Regions from separate parts of the Homo sapiens genome. Here region 1 is linked to region 2. Evidence: chromatin contacts called from ENCODE Hi-C or POLR2A ChIA-PET data. All regions are on one chromosome and are shown on one strand. The core of a region is the stretch at or near the end of the contact, and the rest is flanking DNA. Distances in the headings are between cores, read along the strand shown. Region 1 has its middle 7.3 kb from the start of NUP160. Region 2 has its middle 30 kb from the start of PTPRJ.

Region 1 (4,421 bases), core at 1,796-4,295, 96 kb after region 2:
TAGCACAGGAGAAGGATATTAAAAAAAAAAACTCTCAGGAGCAGATGAAAAGAGAAAAGAATGAAACAGACTGCAAAAATCTCTCAACTGATATTTATTGCCATCATTATTTTGCAGAGAAAGACATAAAGACGTGAGCACATTGATTGGCATTGCCCATGATCATGCAGCAACAAAGGAAGTGATAGCCCTGAGGTTTTAAGACAGAACCGAATGAGAAGGGAGGGTTTGAAGTGGGTGCAACTTCAAGATGGTCTAGATATAGGTGAGAATCTCTACTCAAATATCTGAATTTCTAGCCTCTTAATTGTATTGTACACTTTTATATTAAAAAGCACTTCTGAGGCCAGGCACAGTGGCTCACACCTGTAATGCCAGCACTTTGGGAGGCCGAGGCAGGCAGATCACTTGAGGTCAGGAGTTCAAGACCAGCCTGACCAACATGGTAAAACTCTGTCTTTACTAAAAATACAAAACAATGAGCCAGCCGTGGTGGTGCGAGCCTGTAATCCCAGCTACTTGGGAGGCTGAGGCAGGAGAATCACTTGAACCTGGGAGGCAGAGGTTGCAGCGAGCCTTGATCATGCCACTGCACTCCACCCTGGGTAACAGAGTAAGACCCTGTCTAAAAAAAAAAGCACTTTTGGACTCTATACATGCAAATAACCCTTTTTACTGGATCAACTTTTGATCTTGATTTTTTTTTTTTTTAAACAGGGTCTCTGTTGCCCAGTAATGTGATCTCAGCTAGCTCACTGCAGCCTCAACCTCCCTGGGCTCAGGTCATCCTCCCTCCCACCTCAGCCTCCAGAGTAGCTGATACTACAGGCATGTACCACCACACCTGGCTAATTTTTGTACTTTATGTAGAGATGGGGTTTCGCCATGTTGCCCAGGCTTGTCTCAAACTCCTGTGCCCGCCTCGAGTTCGAGACCAGCCTGGCTAACATGGCGAGACCATGCTTGGCCCACCTTGTTTTTTAAGACTAATATTGGCCAGGCGCGGTGGCTCACGCCTGTAATCCCAGCATTTTGGGAGGCCAAGGCAGGTGGATCACCTGAGGTCAGGAGTTCAAGACCAGCCTCGCCAACATGGTGAAACCCTGTCTCTACTAAAAATACAAAAATTCGCTGGGCGTGGTGGTGAGCACCTGTAATCCTAGCTACTCGGGAGGCTGAGGCAGGACAATGCTTGAACCCAAAAGACAGAGGCTGCAGTGAGTGGAGATGGTGCCACTTCACTCCAGCCTGGGCAACAGAGTGAGACTCTATCTTAAAAAAGAAAAAAAAAAGACTAATATTAAACATATTTTACTGAGATGAACTTAACTGCCCCTACTGAGGCTACCTGCACATCTGGTTCTTTGTTGATGCCTCCAATTCCACCACTAGAGTTTAATCCCTTTGAATGAGATGGTAAGTGGAGTATATAGATAACGTGCCAATTCCAGTCAGCTGATAGCTCTCTGAATCACTCTGTTGAAAATGATACCGAGGCAGTAGAAAAGGACTCCCACAACTGATTAGCAAGAGAGGGAGGAGGGGCAATGCCCTACCAGTTAAGGTAGTGTATGTTGCCATGACTTACCTCTGGGAAAGGCAATTTATGAAGTTTTTATAGTCATCAGCACCTCAGTGTGAATTACTATAATGTCAACTCATTTCCAGTTATACCAGAGCTAGTTTTAATAGGTAAGGCATTCATATTTTCAGAAGTAAAACTCAGAACATATGGTTCAAGCGAGGATTTTTTTTTTTTTTTTTGAGATGGAGTCTTGCTTTGTCGCCCAGGCTGGAGTGCAGTGGTGCCACCTTGGCTCATTATGGCACCACTGCAACCTCCACCACCCAGGTTCAAGCAATTCTCCTGCCTCAGCCTCCCTAGTAGCTGGGATTACAGGTGCATGCCATCATGCCTGGCTAATTTTTTTTATATTTTTAGTAGACGTGGGGTTTCACCATGTTGGCTAGGCTGGTCTTGAACTCCTGACCTCAAGTGATCTGTCGCCTCAGCCTCCCAAACTGCTGGGATTACAGGCGTGAGCCACCTCGCCCACCTTAGCAAGAGTTTGTTTTGATTTTGTGAATTAAATTACATGTAAGCTCCTACAAAGATACAGAAGTAACATTTAACTAATCATATAATGAATCATAATTGAAATTTACAGAAAATTGGCTGGGCACAGTGGCTTACGCCTGTAATCCCAGCACTTTGGGAGGCCAAGGTGGGGGATCACTTGAGGCCGGGAGTTCGAGACCAGCCTGGCCAACATGGCGAAACCCTATCTCTACTAAAAATACAAAAATGTTGTTAGAGGTACACGCCTGAAATCCCAGCTACTAGGAGGATGAGGCATGAGAATTGCTTGAACCTGGGAGGTGGAGGTTGCAATGAACCAAGATTGCACCTTATACTCCAGCCTGTGTGACAGAGTAAGACTCTGTCTCAAAAAATTTAAAAAAAAATTTTTAAAAGGCCAGGCATGGTCGCTCACACCTGTAATTCCAATACTTTGGGAGGCCGAGATGGGAGGATCACCTGAGGTCAGGAGTTTGAGACCAGCCTGGCCAACATGGTGAAACCCCGTCTCTACTAAAAATATAAAAATTAGCTGGGCGTGGTGGTGCACGCCTGTAGTCCCAGCTACTTGGGAGGCTGAAGCAGGAGAATCACTTGAACCTGGGAGGCGGAGGTTGCAGTGAGCAGAGATCAGGCCACTACACTCCAACCTGGGCGACAGAGTGACACCCTGTCTCAGAAAAAAAAAAAAAAAGTAAAAAAAGAGAAATTTATAGAAAATATTACCTGAAAGGTGAAAACAATCCAGGGTGTATAGTTCCCAAGGATAAGTCCAAAGCACAGGAGGGTCAAGTCTAGGTGGGAGCCCTGGGCTTTCAGGGCCCCTCAAAGGCCCTGGAGTCTAAAGTCATGGTGGTTTCCTAAGTGGGTAGAAAGAATACTGAAAACGGAATTGAGAAGTCACTGACATACTTCATTTATTCCACAATTCTGCTTTTTTTTTTAGAAACAGAGTCTCGTTCTGTCACCCAGGCTGGAGTGCAGCGGCACAGTCATAGCTCATTATAACCTTGAACTTCTGGGCTCAAGGGATCCTCCTGCCCCAGCCTCCCAAGTAGCTGAAACTACAGGTGTACACTACCATACTTGGATAATTTTTTTTTTTTTTGTAGAGATGGAGTCTCACTATGTTGCCCAGGGTGGTCTCAAACTCCTGGGCTCAACCAATCCTCCTGCTTCAGCCTCCCAAAATGCTGGGATTGTAGGTGTGAGCCACCATGCCCAGCTGATATTTTTAACCTATGGGCAAAATGAAAGTAAAGCCATGTTTTCCAAAATATATTCTCAAAGAACAATGGTCCAATGAGTTGCCCCTTGAAAAGAGTATTCTGTATGTCAAAGAGTCTGGAAAGCAGTATCATGCATAAGGCCTTCTTGGAACTTCACAAAGCTATTATATTAATGTCTTTGAAAAGTTCTTCAAGAAAGAAATATGTTTAACTTTATTTATCATCATTTCCCACACTTGTTTAAACCACCAAATTCTTCTTTCAAGGAGTAGCTATCAAGTTGGTTATGAAAATCTGCTTAAAGTTCAATTAACAGTATTGTTCAGCTGAGCGCAGTGGCTCACACCTGTAATCCCAGCACTTTGGGAGGCCAAAGTGGGTGGATCACGAGGTCAGGAGTTCAAGACCAGCCTGGCCAAGATGGTGAAACCCTGTTTCTACTAAAAATAAAACAATTAGCCGGGCGTGGTGTCGGGCACCTGTAATCCCAGGTACTCAGGAGGCTGAGGCAGGATAATCACTTGAACTCAGCAGGCAGAGATTGCAGTCAGCTGAGATCATGCCCCACTGCACTCTAGCCCGGGCAACAGAGCGAAACTCCGTCTCAAAAAAAAAAAAATAAAGAAAAAGTCCGGGCGTGGTGGCTCACGCCTTCGGGAATCCCAGCACTTTGGGAGGCCGAGGCGGGCGGATCACGAGGTCGGATGTTCAAGACCAGCCTCACCAACATGGTGAAACCCCATCTCTACTAAAAGTACAAAAATTAGCCAGGTGTGGTGGTGCGTGCCTGGAATCCCAGCTACTCAGGAGACTGAGGCAGGAGAATCGCTTGAACCTGGGAAGTAGAGGTTGCAGTGAGCAGAGATCGCGCCACTTCACTCCAGTGTGAGCAACAGAGCGAGACTCCATCTGAAAAAAAAAAAAAGTATTTAAATAAAACTTGCTGCACAATATTGGTAACATTCTGCATTTTGTTTCTAAACGAAGTCACTACCTAACCACTAGATGGCAATATGATTCAATTTATGTTATAACCATCCCCCAGAACATTAATAGTTCAAAGGGTATTTGAGTTTTCCAAAAATGCATATATGCACTTATTCATTCATTTA
Region 2 (4,716 bases), core at 980-3,479:
CCGCCACCCCCCACCCCCCACCCCCCTGCCATCTCTATGAAAAAATAATTAATTAATTAATTTTAAAAGGAGTCAATGGTTTAGGTCTTCATTCCTAAAGATTTCCATTTAGAAAGGAGATCCTAAATCCCAATGTGACACCTCATTTTAACATCCCGAGTCTTAATCAACAGTAAGGCTCTCTCATTGCAAATCTAGTTTTCAATTGTTTTGAGGCCATTTTCTCTTTGAGAAGCCCAAGGGAAGAGAGAAACTCACCAGTTTCTTTCTTTTCTACCCTTCATATAAGGTATTTCACATTTCCCAACCTACGTTGAGAAGGCAGGGACATTTTAGAGTCAGGCACAAAGTAGGTGCTCAAGGCTGGGTGTGGTGGCTCTCACCTGTAATCCCAGCACTTTGGGAGGCTGAGGCGGGCAGATCACATGACATTAGGAGTTCAAGACCAGCCTGACCAACATGGAGAAACCCTGTCTCTACTCAAAATACAAAATTAGCCAGGAGTGGTGGCACATGCCTGTAATCTCAGCTACTCGGGAGGCTGAGGCAGGAGAATCACTTGAACCCAGGAGGCAGAGGTTGCAGTGAACTGAGATCACACCACTGCACTCCAGCCTGGGCAACAAGAGCAAAACTCCATCTCAAAAAAAAAAGAAAAAAAAAACATGCGCAACAAAAATGTGTTGCATGAATGAAGAAACAAGTGAGAAATCTCTAATGTACTTCACAGATCAGATGAACTCCACGCCGCTCTGCCCCTGCCTACTCTGCTTGCTTTTCTTTGTTTTTTTGCTTTTTGTTTTTTGTTTTTGAGACGGAGTTTCACTCTTGCTGCCCAGGCTGGAGTGCAGTGGCCCGATCTCGGCTCATTGCAACCTCCGTCTCCCAGGTTCAAGCGATTCTCCTGCCTCAGCCTCCCGAGTAGCTAGGATTACAGGCGCCCACCACCACGCCCAGCTAATTTTGTATTTTGAGTAGAGACAGGGTTTCTCCATGTTGGTCAGGCTGGTCTCGAACTCCCGACCTCAGGTGATCCATCGACCTCGGCCTCCCAAAGTGCTGGGATTACATGCGTGAGCCGCCGCACCCAGCCTGCTTGCTTTTCTTTGACTCCCATGTCTTAACCCCAGTGTTTCTCAAACAAGAGTGTTGCAATGGCATTCTGAGGACATTGTGGAGTTGAAGTGGCCTTGGTATGTGGTGACATCCTAGGTTTCTTCAATCCTCATTCCCTTGAGACACTTTTTGACCAAGAGGCTAGAGTAGAGTTATCTTCGGGGGCGGAACTGCTGAGGATGAGAATAGGCAGGGGGATGGACGCGCACCTGCAGCCCTCACACATTGTAACACTCGGTCAAAGTCACCAGGTGTCACAGGCAGAGGAAGGCTGAAGCCCTACTAGACATTCACTGTAAAGACAGGAAACCTGGCCGGGTGCGGTGGCTCACATCTGTAATCCCAACACTTTGGGAGACCAAGGTGGGCAGATCACTTGAGGTCAGAAGTTCAAGACCAGCCTGGCCAACATGGTGAAACCCCATCTCTACTAAATATACAAAAATTAGCTGGGCATGGTGGTGCATGCCTGTAATCCCAGCTACTCAGGAGGCTGAGGCAGGAGAATCCCTTGAACCCAGGAGGCAGAGGTTGTAGTGAGCCAAGATCATGCCATTGCACTCCATCCTGGGTGACAGCGTGAGACTCCATTTCAAAAAAAAAAAGACAGGAAACCTGAGCCTAGGGAGTATAGGTCAGACTCCTTTGGTTGCAAATAATGGAAATCCATCTCAAATAATCCTGAGGGAAAAAGGAAGGCATTGCATTGCTCACATCACTTGGAATTTCAGGGATGATGCTGGTTTTAGATATGGATGGATCTAGACATTCAAATAAGGCCTCAACTTTTCTCCCCCTCTGGCCTGTTGTTTTTCTCTCTGTGTTTGCCCGTAGCAGCCCCTCAGCAAGCAGGCTTTTAGCAAATGACTGCTGCTGACAACCCTCAGATCATACCCTTCCAGTTGCACAGAGTTCTAGCCCTTATGTTTAAGTTTGGGGCAGAGAGGCAGGGTGGTCCCAAGGGAGGAAGTAGGAAATGTTTCCTCTTGTCAAAAAATCAAAAGCTTTCTCAGAAGCCCCAGAGTAGACCTCCCCTTAGGTCTTATTGGTAAAGCTGCAAGGGGGGCTGGGGAAGTGGGAAACAGAGCGTCATTATTGGCTTAGGCATGTAAGAATCTACCACCCAGGGCTGGCCACGAAACTGAAACTGGTGTTTCTTTTTCTTTTTCCTTTTTTTTTTTTTTTTTGAGTCAGAGTCTTTCTCTGTCGCCTAGGGTGGAGTGCAGTGGCACCATCTCGGCTGACTGCAACCTCCACCTCCCGGGTTCAAGCAATTCTCCTGCCTCAGCCTCCCAAGTAGCTGGCACTACAGGTGCATGCCACCACACACGGCTAATTTTTTTGTATTTTTATTAAAGACAGGGTTTCACCATATTGGCCAGGCAGGTCTTGAACTCCTGACCTTGCGATCTGCCCGCCTTGGCCTCCTAAAGTGTTGGGATTACAGGCGTGAGTCACCGCGCCCGGCTTTTTTTTTTTTTTTTTTTTTTTTTTTTAAGACAGAGTTTCGCTTTTGTTGCCCAGGCTGAAGTGCAATGGTGTGATCTCGGCTCACTGTAACCTCTACCTTGTGGGTTCAAGCGATTCTCCTGTCTGAGCCTCCTGAGTAGCTGGGTTTACAGGCACCCACCACCACACCCAGTTAATTTTTTGTATTTTTAGTAGAGACGGGGTTTCACTATGTTGGCCAGGCTGGTCTCAAACTCCTGACCTCAGGCAATCCACCTGCCTTGGCCTCCCACAGTTCTGGGATTACAGGCATGAGCCACCACGTCCAGCCTCTTTTTCTTTCTTTCTTTCTTTCTTTCTTTTTTTTTTTGAGATGGGTCTTGCTCTGTCACCCAGGCTGGAGTGTAGTGGCACAATCTCAGCTTACTGCAGCCTCATCCGCCCAGGCTCAAGCAATCCTCCTACCTCAGCTTCCCAAGGAGCTGGGACTACAGGCGCGCACCACCACACCCAGCTAATTTTTGTATTTTTTGTAGAGATGGTGTATCACTACATTACCCAGCTGGTCTCAAACTCCTGAACTCAAGCAATCCTCCTGCCTTGGCCTCCCAGAGTGCTAGGATTATAGGCATGAGCCACTGTGCCCAGCAAAACTGGTATTTCCTGAGCCAGGAAGGAGGGAGACTGCATTGGGTAGGTCACTAATGGTGTCTACCACAAGAAAATATTGTGAGGCAACCTCACCAGATCTTGTTTTTGTTTTTGTTTTTTTGAGACTGAGTCTCGCTTTGTCGCCCAGACAGGAGTGCACTGGCCCGATCTCAGCTCACTGCAACATCCGCAGGTTGAATCATCCCAAGTTCAAGTGATTCTTCTGCCTCAGCCTCCCAAGTAGCTGGGATTACAGGCGCGCACCATCATGCCCGGCTAATTTTTTGTATTTTTAGTAGAGATGGGGTTTCACCATGCTGACCAGGCTGGTCTCAAACTCCTGAGCTCAAGTGATCCGTCCCCCTTGGCCTCCCAAAGTGCTAGGATTACAGGAGTAAGCCATGGCACCTGGCCACCAGATCTTGTAACAAGGATGAGGAGAAGTTTTACAGAAGTGGAAATGCTAGCTAGCCAGAAACAACTAATGTGCACATTAGAGTTGGGGAACAAGGAGTGAAAGTCAGGAAAAGTGAGTTGAATCAGGGTAGGTGGGCATGGCTCGAAAGGAGAGGATGGTCCAGCTGTGGAAAACACCTGTTGGAACATTTCCGGGAACATACATTTCTTATCTAGAGGATATTCCAGAGCAGGAGCACAACAAATACAGAAAATTCTGGGTGAGCAAGTGACAGGCTCCTCATCACACAAAGAGCCTGAGTTTTTTCTACTGTTTTTGTTCAATCCTCACTCTTTGTTCTCCAAGGTGGCGCTAAACCAAATGAACAAAGATGCAGCTCTGGCCAGGCTCGGTGGCTCACATCTGTAATCCCAGCACTTTGGGAGGCCAAGGCGGGCAGATCACCTGAGGTCAGGAGTTGGAGACCAGCCTGACCAACATGGTGAAACCCCGTTCTCTACTTAAAATACCAAAAATTAACCAGGTGTGGTGGTGAGCGCCTGTAACCTCATCTACTCCAGAGGCTGAGGTAGGAGAATTGCTTGAACCCGGGAGGTGGAGGTTGCAGTGAACCAAGATCGTGCCATCGCATTCCAGCCTGGGCAACAAGAGCAAAACTCCGTCTCAAAAAAAAGAAAAAGAAAAAAAGATGCAACTCAGAAGCACCAAGGAAAGACATGTTCAAAAGTCCTCAGTGGCTCCCTACCAGCCATGAACTCCAGTCCAAATTCTGACTCTGGCCCTACTGTCCTCTCCAGCCTTATCTCTCACTGTAACTCCTCCTCCACCCACTTACAGCAGCTCCTTGCAGCTCCCTAAATCCAGCCCAGACTTTCCTGACTCCAGGATTTTGTCCCTGCTGTCCTCTGTGCCCTTTCCTAGCTGTGATGTCTCTGTGCCTCCGTTTTCTTATCTATAAAATAGGAAGTTCCTCCAAGTTATTGTGAGGTTTACAAAAATGAAATAAAACATGTTACGTGCTTAGAATACTGCCTGGCACACTTTAAATACTCACTATATGTTAACTATTATTATTATTCATG

What was found. A loop is a pair of places that touch in the nucleus more often than their neighbours do. ChIA-PET counts read pairs that join two places held with the same protein, here RNA polymerase II (POLR2A). Pooled maps may share reads with other maps.
Region 1: a loop to region 2 is called in a pooled map, with 3 times the contacts of the local background. The contact joins two enhancer-like sites. A Hi-C loop is called at or near these places in 5 of 50 pooled maps. POLR2A ChIA-PET finds 5 or more read pairs at or near these places in 7 of 52 experiments (AG04449, H1, T-cell and 4 more).

The regions. Positions count from the first base shown.
Region 1 is chr11:47,853,440-47,857,860 of GRCh38, reverse strand. No RefSeq gene overlaps it. Among named protein-coding and RNA genes, the nearest start is that of NUP160, 7.3 kb to the right of the region's middle. Within about 2 kb of position 3,045, at least 2 of the 41 ENCODE cell types and tissues checked have a DNase peak (open chromatin) inside an H3K27ac peak, as active enhancers do.
Region 2 is chr11:47,948,089-47,952,804 of GRCh38, reverse strand. No RefSeq gene overlaps it. Among named protein-coding and RNA genes, the nearest start is that of PTPRJ, 30 kb to the left of the region's middle. Within about 2 kb of position 2,229, at least 7 of the 41 ENCODE cell types and tissues checked have a DNase peak (open chromatin) inside an H3K27ac peak, as active enhancers do.